Regions from separate parts of the Homo sapiens genome. Here region 2 is linked to region 1. A link is a contact called in ENCODE Hi-C or POLR2A ChIA-PET data. All regions are on one chromosome and are shown on one strand. Each heading gives the region's core, a stretch centred on a gene start or an enhancer-like site at or near the end of the contact. The rest is flanking DNA. Distances are from core to core; before and after follow the strand shown. Region 1 holds the start of LINC02702 (long intergenic non-protein coding RNA 2702). Region 2 has its middle 54 kb from the start of LINC02702.

The links. A loop is a pair of places that touch in the nucleus more often than their neighbours do. ChIA-PET counts read pairs that join two places held with the same protein, here RNA polymerase II (POLR2A). Pooled maps may share reads with other maps.
Region 2: a loop to region 1 is called in a map of K562, with 2.2 times the contacts of the local background. The contact joins the enhancer-like site here to the promoter of LINC02702 in region 1. A Hi-C loop is called at or near these places in 6 of 168 maps with a recorded cell type or tissue (Caco-2, HepG2, K562 and 2 more) and 3 of 50 pooled maps. POLR2A ChIA-PET finds 5 or more read pairs at or near these places in 5 of 52 experiments (H1, Panc1, WTC11 and 1 more).

What each region holds. Positions count from the first base shown.
Region 1 is chr11:116,637,195-116,641,728 of GRCh38, reverse strand. It overlaps LINC02702 (long intergenic non-protein coding RNA 2702), which reads right to left and starts at 2,307. Exons shown (of 3, transcript NR_135069.1): 1 at 2,192-2,307. LOC107984372 (a long non-coding RNA gene) reads left to right here and starts at 2,415. Exons shown (of 4, transcript XR_001748078.1): 1 at 2,415-3,397. RefSeq lists a silencer at 1-88 and enhancers at 1-175, 176-1,005.
Region 2 is chr11:116,690,930-116,695,574 of GRCh38, reverse strand. No RefSeq gene overlaps it. Among named protein-coding and RNA genes, the nearest start is that of LINC02702, 54 kb to the right of the region's middle. Within about 2 kb of position 2,946, at least 2 of the 41 ENCODE cell types and tissues checked have a DNase peak (open chromatin) inside an H3K27ac peak, as active enhancers do.

The DNA of each region.
Region 1 (4,534 bases), core at 1,058-3,557:
CAAAAGATGGCAGCACTGCACTACCTCAGGCCCGAGCTACAGCGGGCAGCAGGAGGGTTCCGCCAGGCAGGTGTATGTGCCAGGGTGTATGCCTCATAAGCAACCCCACCTGTGTCCTCCTCTTAGGACCCCCACCCTCTGCCCACCTCCATTTCATAATAACTCAGTGATACCCACCATTTATCAGGCGTGGACACCATGCTTGGCACTATGCTTGCCTTCCAAGGAACGCTTTGAGGTACCACCTTTTACAGGTGGGGAGCTGGGGCTTGGAAAGATGGAGTATCTTACTCAAGGCCACACAGTAGAGCTAGGATCCAACCAGGTGTCCCAGTCCTGGATTCTCTTCCTTCAGACCCCTTGGCCCCTACTCTGACAAGCCAGGCTGTTTTCTTCTGTTTGCACACCAGTCAGAGCCCTGAGACCCCTTCTCTGGGCTTCTGCTCCTGCTGTAAACCTTGGGTGCTGTTGGTGTAGCTGCTAAGCTCCTGAGTGTGTGGGGGCAGAGGCGGGTCGGCGCCTCGGCTGCCCTTGGGTGTGTGTCCTCCATGTGGGGCAGGAGGGGGATGGAATAACTCACAGGAGGCTGGTGCCCAGTCCTGCCTGGTGCTCTCCCACCCCCTGGCTAGTGCTGACTTGTTAGGCTGAGGGAGCTGACACCCTAACAGCGCCTGTCAGACTCCAATGAGTTGATGATGTGGAAACTGGTTATTAAGTGTAATAACAGTGGTTTGGTTTTTCCACAGTTCTGCCTGTAAGTGCCTAAGTGACAGCTGGCTTGTGCCATGGTGCTGCATGCTAAGTGGCCTGAGGATGGGGTACAGGGGAGGGTGTGAGGGGCTCTTCTAAGGTTCTGGTTGGAGGGAGGCCAGGAGGTGCTGTTGCCGGTGCCTCTTCTGTGGGTGAGGCCTTTCAGCCCATATGGGCCCTGGCTTCTTGGCCTGGGTCTGGGCTGGATGGAATGTATGGATTCGGGACAGCAAACTAGGTGGTGATGTGTCCCCAAACCTAATGGGTCCTCATATACACAGTCCCCCTCACTGACCTTGGCCCTGGATCAACAAGAACTGGATTGGAAATCTGGAAACTTGGAGTTTAAGCTTTGTCCCTCGTTGCTTGTAACCTTAGGGACATGGTTTAACTCTTCCAGTTGCCCAGTCTTCACAATGAAGGGTTTGAACAGGGTTAATTTATTCATTTAACTACAAGTGTCAAACCAATGAACAATGGATAGAAACTTTCTGTTAGATGAATGGATAAAGAAAACATAGTAAATACATACAGTGGAATATTATTTAGCCTTGAAAAAGAGGGAAATCCTGTCATTTGCAACAACACAATGGAGGACATTATGCTAAGTGAAATATGCTAAGTGAAATAATATGCTAAGTGAAATAAGCCAGTCACATGTATATGATGTATCAGAAATTGATTCCATGTATATGACATATCAGAAATTGTCAAACTAATAGCAGCAGAGAAAAGAGTTGGCTGCACCAACAGCACCCAGGGCTTGGAGCAAATTGTCAGGGGCTAGGGGAAGAGGCAAATGGGGAATTGTTATTCCATGCATATAGAGTTTCGGTTCTGCGGGGTGAATAAGTTCTAGAGATCTGCTGTACAACATAGTGCTTGTAATTAAGAATCTGGTATTGTGTACTTCAGAATTCCTTAAGATCTCATGTTAAGTGTTTTTACCACACACACACACACACACACACACACTCAAAGGAATATGAGAAACTTTGGGAAGTGTTGGATATGCATATTACCTTGATTGTGGCGATGGTATCATGGGTGTTTGCATATGTCCAACTTCACCAAACTGTACACATTAAATATGTACAGTTATTTGTATATCAACTATACCTCAACAAAGCTGTTAAAGGAAACTTGCTCTTAGACATATTTTGTTTGGCCTATACAGTGCTTTAAATTTAAGCACCCACATTTAATATTCTAGAATTTCTGATAGAGAGCCACACTTCTGACCTTCTTTCAAAACTGTAAGAATTGGTAACACTGGGCCTGCATGTCCACATGGCAACAATTGGCTGCAATCTTTCTCCCCTCACACGGGGTTTACACTCTCCTAACTTGCCACGGTCCCCACCACTCCCTATTGTATCCCCCACACAGGGGCTGAGTGCCAATGGCTATTGACTTATTGCACCTGATCCTCCTCACTCACCTGCATTCAGTGCCTGGCCCTGCATCGGATAGTCACTGAGGGCCCATTTTGTCCATGGCATCATGCTCTTTACATCAGAAATTATGATGATAAAGAGCTTAGAAGAGGGCACTGGGACCTGGGTATAATGAGATCATAGACATCTCCAACATCATTTTCAGCTGAGAATTCTAGAGTTCTGTAATGTAAGAAGTCTCTGCCCCTCCCTCCCTGAACTGTAAAAATGAACATTTTCACTCAGGGTGATCTCCATCTCCATGCTCAGGTCGGGAAGGGAGATGGTTCCCTTCCCACTGTCCGCATGCCTCATCCTGACCCTACAAATAATTTAACCCCCTGGATGTGTGGGTGGGGAGCTCTCATAAGCTAGCCATACACTTTCTCTCTCTCTCTCTCTCTCTCTCTGTTAGTTTCCTCATCTGGAAAAAACACCACTAGGTTGTTGAAAAATTTGGAGTTCGGGGCTTGAGTTTTCCAGGCTACATACGCTATGACTGACCTCGGACAAGTCATTTCACCTCTCTGAGTCTCCTCATCTGCAACATGGGAATAAATACTATCATTCCTGTATAAGAAAATGTGTTCGGGAAATGGGAAAGTACTATACAAATGAACAATTGTTATTAATTTTATACATAGCAGAAGATATTTTCTCCTCCTTTGTATCAAGGGGATGGCAGAAGAATAAAGTGAAGTGATAGGCATGTCACTGCCTTGGAAGGGAAATTGTTCCAGTCCACAAGGGATTCTTGTATTGTGATTATTAATATAGTTCACCAAATGGTCTTGGCTGGGAGCCTGAAGGTGTAGCAGCTGCAGGGACTTGAAGCTCTCCACCGCTGTGGCTCCTGCCTGCCTGCCTTCTCAAGACAGGTTTTCCCCTTCTCTAGGCTGGCGTTCCTCTGTCTCCCAGAATCCAGCTCTGATCGTCCTTTTCCCACAAGTTCTCCTGGATGATCCCCGCTCTTCCCGCACCCTATGCCGCCCTTACTTTCTGGGTGCAGATGTCAAGGACTATTGAGTGCCATCCTGGAGGGGTTTTAATGATCACCTCATGATTCTGCTGGTGGACATACTATTTTTTTTGAGCCCCCATCATGTGCCACGTACTGAATTGGTGTGAAAGAGATGAATAAGACATATGAAGCTCTTGATCTTGTGGAGATGACAGTGGGGAGGAGACAGAGATAACACACAAGGGAACAAGTGAGTACAAATGCAGAGATAATTAAGACCGTGGTAAGTCCCATAAAGAAAATAAAAGAGAGACGATGTGCTCCAGAGTGCTTGGGTGGTGGGGAGTGGTGGTAACAGAGGGTGGTTATCTCTTCTTGGAGGAGCTGACGTGAGCTGAGATGTGAAAGATGGAAAGGAGCAGCCATGGGGAAATGGAAGGAGATGCATTCCAGGTAGAGGGAATGAGGTTGGCTTGTCCAGGCTTCTTAATTAACCGATGAAGACAGAGCAGGGAAGTGTCTTGCACGAGGCTGCACAGCTAGTCATCAGCAGCAGAGCAGGACTAAAATCCTGTTCTCTGGGCATCCAGGCCCGTGGTATGCTAATGCAACCCTTATTTCTTCTTTGCAAGCAGGGCCTCTATGGAGCTCCTCACCTGTCAGTCAGCTTTCCACACCCTAGCCAGGGTCCTCCCTGTGCCCCACCCTCTGTCCAGGGTAGCTTCAAGCTTGCTCTTCCCCTGCTCTCCAGAGGTAAATGGGACAACACAGGAGCAGAGAGAAAGCAGAGTGGTTGAGTGGTTTCCGCCATTCACTGCTAAGCACAATAAACCCAGTGGAATCCCAGCCTTAAAATGGCCTTGTTTAATTAATGCTAAATGACTGTGGGACCCGTATGGATTTATACATTAGATCCACATTAACACCAAATCGTTTGATCACGAATAACTGTTAAAATAATGAACACAGGCGCTTTACAACTAGATTAGAAAGATGGGACTCAGCCTCCTGCCCAGCCTGGGGGGTCAAAGCACCCTTCCCAGGATTCTGCCTCCTTTTCCTCCCTCTTGTTTGATAAGCTGTGATTTCCAAAGGGCATTTATTGAGCTGTCCCCATGCCCAGCGCTGTGTGATGGGGGTGGGATGGGGCACAAAACTTCCCCTCTGGAGCTTGCAGTGTCGGTGAGGAGGTGAGCTGTACACTTGAAAATGAAGCATATTACTAGAGAAGTGTGTTCTGGGAATTTACAAATATCTCATTTAATCCCCTCCATATTGGGAGGTAGGTACTATAATCAGGTCTCAATTGGCAGATGAAAGACCTATGTTTGTTACAGATGAGGGCCTTGCCCCAGGCCACCCACTTAGAGGAGGCATAACTGGAAAC
Region 2 (4,645 bases), core at 1,697-4,196, 53 kb before region 1:
TGACTGTTGCACAGAGAAGCTCTCATTTAATTCCTGCAGGATGGGCTACCGATATGCCATCCAGGGGTGAGAGTCAAAATCTTTAACAGCACTGTGGCGCCAGCGCTGGCTCATCAGGATGGACACCAGGCATGGAGCTGGGCAGGGTCCTAGAAGCCCCCTGAGCTGTGACAGGGGTTCACCTTTAGGTGCTGGGCCGTGGGGAGGTAGGGGCGAGAAGTGCTGGGTGGGATAGGTGTTTAGCAATCGGCGTGGAAGTATTTCAGCATTCTAACAATATCAGCTCCACAGCGGCAGGGCTCCTCATCTGTTGTCTTCATAGGCATGTCCCCAGTGCCAAGAATGAGCCTGGTGCATACTAGGGGCTCCATCCTTTGTTGAATGAATGGGTACAGGAGGATGCTGAATGCCAACTTGGAGCCAACCCAGGTGAGGGAGTCACTGTCAGTGGTGTGTGGTGGAACACAGAGCTGGGTGATGGTTCTGTGAGTCAGATGCCACACCGAGGCCCTGGGGGTGAGGGTGCAGCTGGGAAGATGCCCATCCCGGCCTGCAGGACGGGAAGCATGAGGGCAGGGTCTGGAGGTGGCTCCTGAGGAGGCTTATTGGGGACCCTTCCTTCAAGACCATGATTTTGGGGTTCCCCTTCTGGGGACTGGTCCCTGGCTGTACCCAGGCTAGCTGGGGGCTTGGGATGCAGGGGCTGAGGGACAGGCCGAACTCCTGCCGGGAGGGTGCACACGAACTCAAGGTTTCTTATTGCAAGGCAGAGAAGGGGTTAGAAAGGAAGCCCTCATCCCATGGGTGATCACTAAGGCAGAGACAGATGAGGAGTCTTCTCTGGTGAGGGGGTGAGGGGGTGAGGGGGTGGGTGTGAGGGGGTGGGCCCCGCCCCTCTGCACATCTGTGGCAGGTGGAGCCTCCTGCAGGCACTCTGTGTTTCCAGGAGGGTTTTCTGCCTTCAGCATCTTTGAAATGACCCGGGCAAGGCGAATGGGCCCTCCTGCCTTCTTTCTTTCTCTCTCCCATTCTGCCTAGGAGGATTGGGGTATGGGAGTGTGGGGGGAGGGAGATGGTGGGGGAGCATAGGGGGGCATAGATGAGGAGAAGATAGCCCAGGTAGGAGTTGCCCTCTTGGCTCTGCCCTCTTGGAGCTGCCCTCTTGGTGGGGCATAGATGAGGAGAAGATGGCCCAGGTAGGAGCTGCCCTCTTGGATCTGCCCTCTTGGAGCTGCACTCTTGGCAGGGCATAGATGAGAAGAAGATGGCTGAGGTAGGAGCTGCCTTCTTGGCTCTGTTCTGCCTGAAGAGCAGCTTCTGCTGACCTCTCCAGAAGGGGTGGTGTTTTCTGATCACCTTTCGGCTTCTCAAACCGGGTGGGCTTTGCACAGACGGTGCAGCAGGAAGGAAGGAAGAGTGGATGAGAGAAGGAGCACACAAGAGAACAGTGAAATTCCTAAACAGGTGAGAAGCCTCCTGTGAATTCCAGACCCAAAAGTTCCCTGGAGGAGCACTGAGAGGCGGGGAGCCCTGCTGGGCAGGGCCCATTTCAGTGCCTTCCAGGGCCCTGGTGTTCCCGCCTGTGGGTCCCTTGGAGGCCGGAGGGCCACAGCAACTGCCTGAGTGGCTGCCCCGTTGTGTGCACCTCCTCTCTCCTCCCTCCCTCCCTGGGTCTCCAGCCAGCCCGCTGGCTTGATGAATTAGCCCCATAGATATTCCGTTGGGAAAACAAACACACATCATATATATCTTTGACAAGTTATTATTCTCCCTTATCAGGATTCGGGTGCATTCCTCGCCTGCCATTACTCACGCTGCACACCCGCCCTACCTGGGACTGGGCACTGAGCTCACCAAGGTAGCACCTGGCCAGGCTGGCTGCGTGCCCTGCCCTGCATCTGGGTTGGGCCGTGAGTGTGTGTGTGTGTGCATGTGTGTGCATGCGTGTGTGCATGTGGTTCCAGGCTGGAGCCAGAACAGGAACCACCCTGGCCCTGCTTTGGCCCACTAGACTGACCAAATACTTCTCCAGGCAGGGACTGGTGTGGCTCAAGATGAAACTGATGGTGTTCTGGGCCTTTCGCTCTCTCACTGGAGCCAGGAGTGGAAGTTTTGTTCCAGGGATTGCTCTGGTTTGGGCCTCACCCATATCCACTTACTGGGCTCCCCCTTGCTGCTGGGCCCTCCCCCAGCCTCCTGGCAGGACAGATCCCCCTGCCACCACCCACCAATGCCTGTGCTTCTTGGAGCCCACAGTGGCTCCTCCAGGGCTGCCCCCTTGGCCTATGTGGTAGGAGGGTCAGGGGCTGATGAATGAGATGTAGGTGAGTATCAGTGCTCTCAGCCAGGCTGTTGGGCTGTGATTTGTCATCTCTCACCCAGCACATTCCCACTTCCCCAGAGGCAGGCTCCATATTAACAAGTCCTCTACTTAGGAATATAAATGGGGCAGTTGGAATTGCTCCTGAGAGCCGGAAGATGCGAATGCATTCAGGCCTTGGAGATGGGAGCCAGGAGGGGAGCAGGGGGAGGGCTTCATGCCGAGGTGCCCTCAGACCAGCTGGGAGGGCAGCACCCCATCAGCCTGATTCTGAGGTGGGGACCTCAGAGGAAGGGAGGTCCCTGCTGCCTGGTCTGGGGCTGGGCCGGGGGTGGCTGCTCCTCAGGGCTGATGGGCCTGTCCCCCTGCTCTTTCAGGCGGGACCTTCCACCAGAGAGACTTCAGCTGCTGTGCCCTGAGAGGCTGCTCCCGCAGCAGGAGTTTTCGTGCCGTCACAGCGACTGCTGATGGGTCATTTCTACCAGCCCTGTTAGCTCTCCCCTGTCTCCAGCTCAGGCTGTGCATTCCTGGGAACCTTCCCTTCCCTCCCTTGGGCCACCTGCCTGGACCCTCACGGTGCCTTGGATCAAACAGCAGTGCTGGGAGAAGAGAGGCAGCCTTGCTGGGCCGGCGTTGCTCTGGCCTCCAAGGCTGAGTCCTCAGGTGGACTTGCTGCAGCCAGTTGAGCAGGTTCTGGTGTCCTGGCCTGGGCGACACTCTGAGGGGGTGGGCACCAGAGATATTTATGGTGCAATCCCTGCCTTCAGAGGCTCCGGTTCACTGGGGGGACGGCTGGGGAGGGGAGAACCGATGGTCTTGAAAGGTGTGCTGGGCGCTGAGAGGTGACCTTGGTACTCCTGGCAGGAGATCAGGGAAGGGAGAGACTGTGGACTGAGCACCATGGTGTGGAGGGAGGGCTCAGTGAAGGCTTCCTGGAGAGGCAGAGTGCTGGGGCGTGCAGGATGGAGAGGAGTGGGGGAGAGCCTTGGAGGGAGGCCACAGGCCAAGTGTGGGGAAGTGTTCTGGACATTCATTCAGAGTTCTGGTTATTGTCCCAGGGCCAGAATCCTGCTTCTTGGGGTCAGCTTCCTCCTGACTTCTAATGCTCCCTTCAGCTGGGGGGATGGATGGGAGGCAGATGAGGTGAAAAGGATGAGATGGAGTCAGGTATGGTTTGGTCTTTTGGGGCCGCAGCTTTCAGTCCCCTCAATTCCAGTACCTGGATAAAGTCTCCAAGCCTAGGGGCCTGCTGCCATCTCAGTGGGTGTGTGTGCCCATTGGGCGTAGGTTCCCACTTCACCTGGGGCTCAGGCCCCGGGCACCTGGCTGGCCTGGGTGGGTGTGGAGGTGTCTGGTGCAGTTAGCTTCATGGCCACTAGAGGGGAGTCCAGGCCCGTGTTTCTCTCCTTCCAGCGACGGTGGGCCTAGGCAGGGAAGAGATCGGGGTGCGGGGTGCTGGTGCTGGTGTCCACGTTGGCGTTCTTTGTGCTGGGAATGAGGGTGCCTGTTCTGCTTCCTATTAATGCCTGAGCTCTTCAGTTCCAAGTTAGGGATGAAAAATCTCTGGAAATCTGGGAGCCCTGGAAAAAAGGCATTATTTAAACATTTAATATCTACAATACTTTTCTTCTTCTTTTAGATACAGGGTCTTGCTCTGTCATTCAGGCTGGAGTGCAGCAGCGCGATTATAGCACACTACAACCTGGAACTCCTGGGTTCAAGCCATCCTCCTGCCTCAGCCTCCCAAGTAGCTGGGACTACAGGCACGTGCAACCACACCCAGCTAATTTTGTTTACGTTTTTGCTGTTTTTTTTTTCCCTTGTAGAGATGGGGTTTTGCTATGTTACCCAGGCTGGTCTTGAACTCCTGGGCTCAAGCAATCCTCCCACCTTAGCCTCCCCATAGCACTGGGATTACAGGTGTGAGCCACTGTGCCTGGTGACAATTCTTATTTTAGTCCCTTTTACAAAAATAGGTTATGAATGTAGAGGACCCTGTGGTGGGTGGTCAAAGGCACAGCCTTTGGTGTAACGTAGACTGCCTGGGTGGGATTCCAGCTTCACTGCCTAGTGGCTGGGTAACCTTGGGCAGGTCAAATAACATCTCTAAGGCTTGGTTGCTCCCACTGTAAAATGTGGGTTATGATGCCTAGGCATAACCACATAGGCATAGGCATAAAACACAAGGGTCATTTAGCACATGCCTGCCATATAGTAAGGATTCCAGTGTAGCTTTTTAGTTTTCCTGATAAGCAATCACATTTGATTAAGATGTGATATGGTTTGGCTGAGTCCCCACCTAAATCTCATCTTGAATTGTAGTTC